2 separate regions of the Homo sapiens genome follow, and region 2 is linked to region 1. Evidence: chromatin contacts called from ENCODE Hi-C or POLR2A ChIA-PET data. All regions are on one chromosome and are shown on one strand. Each heading gives the region's core, a stretch centred on a gene start or an enhancer-like site at or near the end of the contact. The rest is flanking DNA. Distances are from core to core; before and after follow the strand shown. Region 1 overlaps OSER1-DT (OSER1 divergent transcript). Region 2 overlaps HNF4A (hepatocyte nuclear factor 4 alpha).

Evidence for each region. Hi-C counts contacts between places; a loop is a spot of excess contacts on that map. ChIA-PET counts read pairs that join two places held with the same protein, here RNA polymerase II (POLR2A). Pooled maps may share reads with other maps.
Region 2: a map of Caco-2 shows a loop between it and region 1 (6-fold over the local background). The contact joins two enhancer-like sites. A Hi-C loop is called at or near these places in 1 of 168 maps with a recorded cell type or tissue (Caco-2) and 1 of 50 pooled maps. POLR2A ChIA-PET finds 5 or more read pairs at or near these places in 3 of 52 experiments (Caco-2, HepG2 and MCF 10A).

The regions. Positions count from the first base shown.
Region 1 is chr20:44,216,267-44,219,654 of GRCh38, forward strand. The region is part of intron 2 of OSER1-DT (OSER1 divergent transcript); the gene reads left to right. Among named protein-coding and RNA genes, the nearest start is that of OSER1-DT, 7.0 kb to the left of the region's middle. Within about 2 kb of position 1,670, at least 6 of the 41 ENCODE cell types and tissues checked have a DNase peak (open chromatin) inside an H3K27ac peak, as active enhancers do.
Region 2 is chr20:44,409,516-44,412,903 of GRCh38, forward strand. The region is part of intron 3 of HNF4A (hepatocyte nuclear factor 4 alpha); the gene reads left to right. Among named protein-coding and RNA genes, the nearest start is that of MIR3646, 3.1 kb to the left of the region's middle. Within about 2 kb of position 1,881, at least 4 of the 41 ENCODE cell types and tissues checked have a DNase peak (open chromatin) inside an H3K27ac peak, as active enhancers do.

The DNA of each region.
Region 1 (3,388 bases), core at 420-2,919:
CTCTGTGCTGATATATCTCTAAATTAGTTCAGTTTGGACAGAGTGAACCTGAGAGATCCGTGGGGCAGCCGCGTGGAGGTGTCTAGCAGGCATGCAGATATATGGTTCTGAAGCTCACATGGGAGGTGGGGACTGGAAATAAAGACTGTGGAGTCTGCATACAGGTGGCCATTGAAGCCACAGGAAAGGTCAGGACCCTTAAGGAGAGGGTGGGAGATAATCAGAGGAAAGAAACAAGGGAGCCCTGGAAGGCAAACACAAGCATTCCAGTTGTGGGAAGGACATAGTCCTTTCTGCAAATGAATACACTGCACCTGGCTTATAGATCTTCAGTCAACAGATAGTCCATCCCGCAGAATTTGTTTGGCTCTGGGTACCCTGACAAAATGGAGTTCCTGGAGCCACAGCCCTAAGGACCTGCCTCAATGGTGGTGATCCTCCCCACTTTCTTCTACCATGAGAGTCCACTGGGGGCCTGTTGGCTTCTCTGGGCATCTGTTTTTTGCCCCTCCCTACAACTGAAGAGCCTCCAGCTCCTCTGTCTACCACCCGTCCACTTCGTCAGCTCAGGTCCCCTCCCTGTCTCTACGACCACAGTAACATTTCACCTGGAGCTTCTTCAGGTCCCTCCTGAACTTATTTTCAGCCCTTTACCCGTACATTTCTTGTATCTCCTGCTAGATTCTAAATTTCTGGAGGGCAAGAAAAACCTATTATGTTGACTTTCCCTCCCTCAACTCCTGCTCCCCTGTGTGTGTTAAATGGCCCGACCCCGTTGTCCCATGGGACTTCGCATGCAGTCCACCAGAATAGGAGCTGTACCTACCACAGGAGCCAGTGAGTCCATCAGTCAGTCAGTCATCTCAGCAAATAATTCCAGTTGTCTACTGGCTTTCTGGAAACATGACTGGGGACTGTTGATGCCTTTGACAGTTGATTCAAGCAGCAGGACCTTTCACAACAGCCTCCTGTTTTTGTGGATGGGGAATAGGCAAGGGTTGGGAAGCGGGAATTCGCCGCTCTTTCTTGTCATTCTCTTCATAGCCCCCAAGCTACTGTGGTCTATTGTTTTGATAGTTGCTTTCCCGAAATGTTAACAGGATGGAGAGTAAAGGAGGTAAAGGAGGACTCTGATGCCTCAGCCATGCGCCTGTGTGCCGATTCCCATTAAGCCTGCACCAATTTGATTTCCAAGACTCCAGTCAATCCTCAGAGCTCCAGGAGGGGAGGGGCAGCTTTTCCTGGTAGCTGCTGATCACCAGCAGAGGGAGCCCTAGGACTGCAGGGCCTCTTTCCTTACCGTTGGTGAAGCCCTTCACTGTGGCTTCAAAACTGTGGAAGACCCGGGATTTGTGGATCACTTGCCTTTAGAATAGAATCAAGAAATAAAGCTGCAGAAGAAAGAATCTCCATGTGGTAAGGATTGGAAGGGAGTGTTGAGAGGGGCTTTTGGGGTGCTGGTAATATTGTTCTTTGACCCGATGTTGGTTATAGGAGTGTGTGCTATAATGTGGTATATGTACATTTTTCTGTGCGTATAACTAAACTTCAGTTAAAAGTTTTTAAAACTTAAACATCTCTATGTATACCACAAAATAGGTATCAGGTTAGGGTGAGCGGTTTTTTTCCCTACAATTCTTAACCTTATCTGAGTCACAAGACAGCCCTCCCTCCCTTCCTCCGAGAAAGCCACAGACCACTGGTTAAGGACTTCTCCTGCAGCAGCCGAATAGAGAAAGTGAGCAAAGGACATGAGCAGACGGTTCACAGCAAAAGAAATACAAATAGCACTTAAACTTATGAAAAAATGCTCAATCTCAATCTTCAAAGAGAAGTGCTTATAAAAAGTATGCGGAGATACCATTTTTAACCTGTCAGATTGGCAGAAATCCCAAAGCTTGACAGCATGCCCTGTGGATGGGGCTGGAGGTGGGGGAGTCGGGAGAATAAATAGCAGGACTTTTAATACATTACCAGTGGGATTGTGAAATTGACAGCCCTGTTGATTTGGGCAATATCTACCAAAATTACAAGTCTAAGAGTCTACCCTGTAGATGACATTTGTACCTATATGTAATAATTTATGTAAAAGATGATCCATTGCAACATTGGCTGCAATAGCAAAAGATCAGAAACAACTGAAGTGTATGTACAGGACTGGTGCATCCACAAAGCAAAATACTATATAACTGGGAAAAAGTTTGAGGAAGCTGTGTGTGCGCTGAGGAAAGATCTCTAAGATATAGGTGAAAAAAAGCACGACGTACAGCTAAGAATATATGTTTGTATTGCTTCTATCTTCATAAAGAAAAACTGATAAGCTAGACAAGTAACTAAGAAGTGTTTCAGGAAGTGGTTGGGGGCCAGCAGGAGGGGCCGGGCTTCTGAGTGTATACCTTGTGTTCTGATTTTTGAATCATGTCAGTGTATAACCTGTGCAAAACAAAACAAAGTTTAGAGTTCCTGCTCTAAAGCTGCTGAGCTAAGCCTTTAGGAATTCATAAATTATTATATCTGCCCAATTAAAGAATAGGTGGGTTTGGTTTTTCAGTTTGAACTGAGCTGTGTCTTGGTGAGAGTCTTCAGCTTACTCCACATTTGAACACAGTTCAGGAAAGTGTATTGCAGTTTCCTGGCTCAGCCTAACTCTCAAGAATTCTTTCTTTACCCTCCATATGCTCAAAACCAATCTTGCCCCTCAAGTGTTGACACTCAGCTAGCTATCATTTTTCAAAGTATTTCATTTTCAGCTTATGTATTCATGAGCATCTAACTCTGCCTGAGGGGGAGAAGAGAAGTTTTCACCAGAAAAGTATATCTGTGTTTTCAGAAACCAATAGATATGAAATCTTGCTCTCCATCCCTTATCTTTGCCTGTCTCTATAGCCATCCTTTCTCCTTTCCCTCCTCCTAGCTAAAACCAATCCCAGCTCTCCTCCCTTCTCAGGAAACTCACTTTCTTCTGTATATGCAAACACACATCATGTCTTCTGTCATAGTAAAACCAAAAACAAAAAAAGCAAACCCCAAACCCACAAAGCCCCCTTCTACCCAGGTTCCCCACAGAGCTCCTGTCCTTTTCTCCCTGTTGGAGCCTTAGCCAGTGGCTCTACTTCTTCCCCTCTCCACCCACCCCCCTTCTCTCTCTCTCTGGGTCGGTCTCTCTCTGTCTCTCTCTCTCTCTCAGTGGCTGTACTTCTTCCCCTCTCCACCCACCCCCCTTCTCTCTCTGTGTGTGTGTGTGTGTGTGTGTGTGTGTGTCTCTGTGTCTCTGTCTCACCACCCTTTCTTCAATCTACTGCAACCAGACTTCTATCTCACCAAAACGTTCCTTGCCAAGGTCATGGATAACCTCCTTGTTGCTGAATACAGTGGCCCTAGTCTCATT
Region 2 (3,388 bases), core at 631-3,130, 190 kb after region 1:
GTGAAAGTTCAGGTCTGTGACAGGCAGATGGGAGAGGGGTTGGCAGCCCTCCTGAGTGGATGGCTACCCACCTCCACTGCGTGTGGCCTGGTCCTGCGTGTGGTCAGTTGTTATAAATGTCTTTTATTAGACATCCAGAGTCATTTTCACTTGTGTAATTTAGGGACATTTCTGTCTCTTCTGGGCTCTAGTTTTCCCATCTATAAAATGAGGACATTGGATAATGAACCCTTCAGCCCTATGAGTCTCGCTCCTCACTCCCTGACCTACCTGCACAAGTCACACTGCCCACTAGGATGGGTGTGTTTGTTCCCTGGTCCCTTCTTTTTTTTTTTTTTTTAGATGGAATTTCGCTCTTGTTGCCCAGGCTGGAGTGCAATGGCAGTATCTCGGCTCACTGCAACCTCCACCTCCTGGGTGTGAGTGATTCTCCTGCCTCAGCCTCCCAAGTAGCTGGGATTACAGGCATGTGCCACCACACCTGGCTAATTTTGTATTTTTAGTAGAGACAGGGTTTCACCATATTGGCCAGGCTGGTCTGGAACCCCTGACCTCAGGTGATCCGCCTCGGCCTCCCAAAGTGCTGGGATTATAGGCATGAGCCACTGCGCCCGGCCCCTGGCCCTTTCTTGAGCTGCTGCAAAGCCAGCAAACCCCTTACTAGGCTCCTGGAAGGGGGATGAGAGCCCCAGACCATTCAGCCTTAGCTCAGCCTTGAAAATAGCTGCTTGCTTCCTGGCCCAGGGAAACGGACATGCTGCCCGGAGGATAGGAGAGTTGGCTGATGGCGAGTGAGCGTGGGTTAGTCGATGCTAGTGTTTGTTTACATGCCTGGGTTACCTGGAAGATCATGACACATGCAGTCACTTGGTTGTTTTGAGAACGGGCCAGAGTGACAAAGTGTTCAGTTGCCACTGTGGTCAAGCCATAGGAAATGAGGGTATTCCTAGCTGTGCCTGTCTTCTAGGCCCCACCACCCCTCCTCAGCCTGCTGGGAAGCTCCCAAAGCCAAAAGAAAGTCTCGGTGGAAGTCTCACTGGCCAGGAGAGTTGGGACAAGTTTTTATTTCTTTTTCTTGATGACCTTAGGAGAATTTGAGGACTGAAACCCTAAAATAGTCCCTGAGAACCAGAAAGTGTGAGCTGGAAAGGTAGGATTTCAAGACCAGCTGAGTCTATAAGAGGTCATCAAATCTACCTGCTCCCCACTTTACAGAAGAGGACACTGAGGCTAGAGAGGTGATGTGACGGGTCAGGGGTGGAGTCAGGTCTAGAACTCAGGCTCCCCAGAGCTGAGCAGACACCAAGCTCCCTGGAGTGAAACTTGCAGTGATCAGCTTGGGAGGCACATTTCTTGATCTAGATGGCTGAAACTTTCTCTCGACCACAGAGAGGGGCTTCAGGTCTCATGGGCCTATAAGTCTCTGCCACAGGATAGTCCACCATGGCTGGAAGGGGCTCCCTGGAAGGCCAAAGAATCCAGGGAGAACCCTGGGGGTCAGTGGGCCAACAGCAGGTCAAGAATTCTTTCCTGCAACCGAAAGCCAGGGAGACAGACACCTGCCTTGGCCTAAGCTGTCAGGCCCAGGACAAATATTCGGCTCCTGGCATCAAAAACCCAGCCCAGAAAGCGGACCCAGAGTTGCAGGAGGTGAGCGTAGGTGATGGGCCAGGGGCCATCTGAAGAGGCCTTCCTCGGAAGCCCCTGCCCTGCTCCCCACAGCCCCCTACCCAGGAGTTCCCTGGGAAGACAGGCTCATCACCTCTCCGCCTCTGCCCAGGTCGGTTAATATTCAATAGAAGTTACATTAGGTCCCCGACCCTGCTAATACTGAGCAAACATTTGGAAAACATCATTCCGTGACTGAGCTCGCGCCGGGCACTGATAACGCCCGCCTAACCTTGAGGAGCCCTATCCGCAGCTGCTGACAGCAGCCCTTTCATTCCGCCCGCCGGCCACTCGGCGCCCTGATGGGTGGGTGCGGGTGCTGGCAGGAGGCTGCCGTGGGAGGGGTGTGGGCGGGTGGGGTGGACGGCCCGGTCAGGGAAGCCGTGCTCTGAGCTGGCCCCGTCCACATGGTGGTCTGAGAGGAGGTTGCTTGCCTCTGGACTTCTGTTCTATCCACTGACTCCCGGGCTCAAGTGCAAAGGATTTGACTTTTATTCTCTGATTTTAACAATGTGTCAACATCAAGAGAAAGTTGAATAGCTGGGGTGTCAATGTTCCCTGGAGAAATAGGGTTCTTATAAGAATTAGAGTTTATGACCAGGTGTGGTGCCTCGCACCTGTAATCCCAGCATTTTGTGAGGCTGAGTGGATCACTTAAAGCCAGGTTTTCGAGACCAGCCTGGGCAACCTAATGAGACCCCGTCTCTCAAAAAAAAAAAAAAATTTAGCCAGGCGTGGTGGCACACGCCTATAATCCCAGCTATTCGGGAGGCTGAGGCAGGAGGATCGCTTGAGCCCAGGAGGTTGAGGCTGCAGTGAGCTATGATTGCACCACTGCAGTCCAGCCTGGGCAACAAAATGAGACCCCATCTCGAAAAAAAAAAAGAAAAAGAATTAGAGCTTGTCTCTTCCAATGCCTTCGTTCTCTCACTGCACAAATATTCATTGAGTACCTACTGTGAACCAGGCCCTGTTCTGGTGGCTGGGACTACAGCAGTGAACTAGAGGGATGGAGTTTTGGCCTTCTGAAGCTTTCCTTCTCAGAGAGAGACAGATAGTAAAGGAAGTAACAAATAATTCTACAATAAGTGACTTGAAGAAAAATAAAGCATGGGGGGCAGGGCCAGGGTGGGAGTCATGTTGTGTTAGACAGGGTGGCTGGAGAGGGTGTCTGAAAGGCGACATTTGTGCAGAGGCAGGAGTGAAATGAAGATGCTGCTGCGCTGTGCAGGAAAGGGAACCCCAGGCAGTGACCACAGCAGCCTACAAGCGTGCGGATGCGTCCAGGTGGGGAGGCGGGTTTTCGCGGACAGAGTGTGTAGGGGGAAGCCGGTAAAAGGTGCGATCCGAGAGGAGAGGAAGGGCCCTGGGGACTTGTGAGGTTGGAAGGCACTGGTTTTGAGCAGCAGGCGACATGACTTGAACGGATCCCTCTGTCTCTGAGAGGAACACAGACTGCAGGCGCAAGGCAGAAGCAGAGCCCAGGAGGAGGCTGATCTAATCCAGGAGAGACAGCGGGCCTGGGAGCAGGGAGGGAGCAGCAGGTCTGTTTGTCAGGATCACGACAGCACTGGGGTGTGAGGGGAAGCCAAGGAAGGTGGCCAGGCTTGATGCCAGTCCCTGAGACGAGAAAGAGTGCAGGGAGCCGGCTGGCAGGGAAATGCCTACGGGTAGGGAAACTGAGCCCCAGAGAGAGGCTGCGATTGCCACCGGCACACAG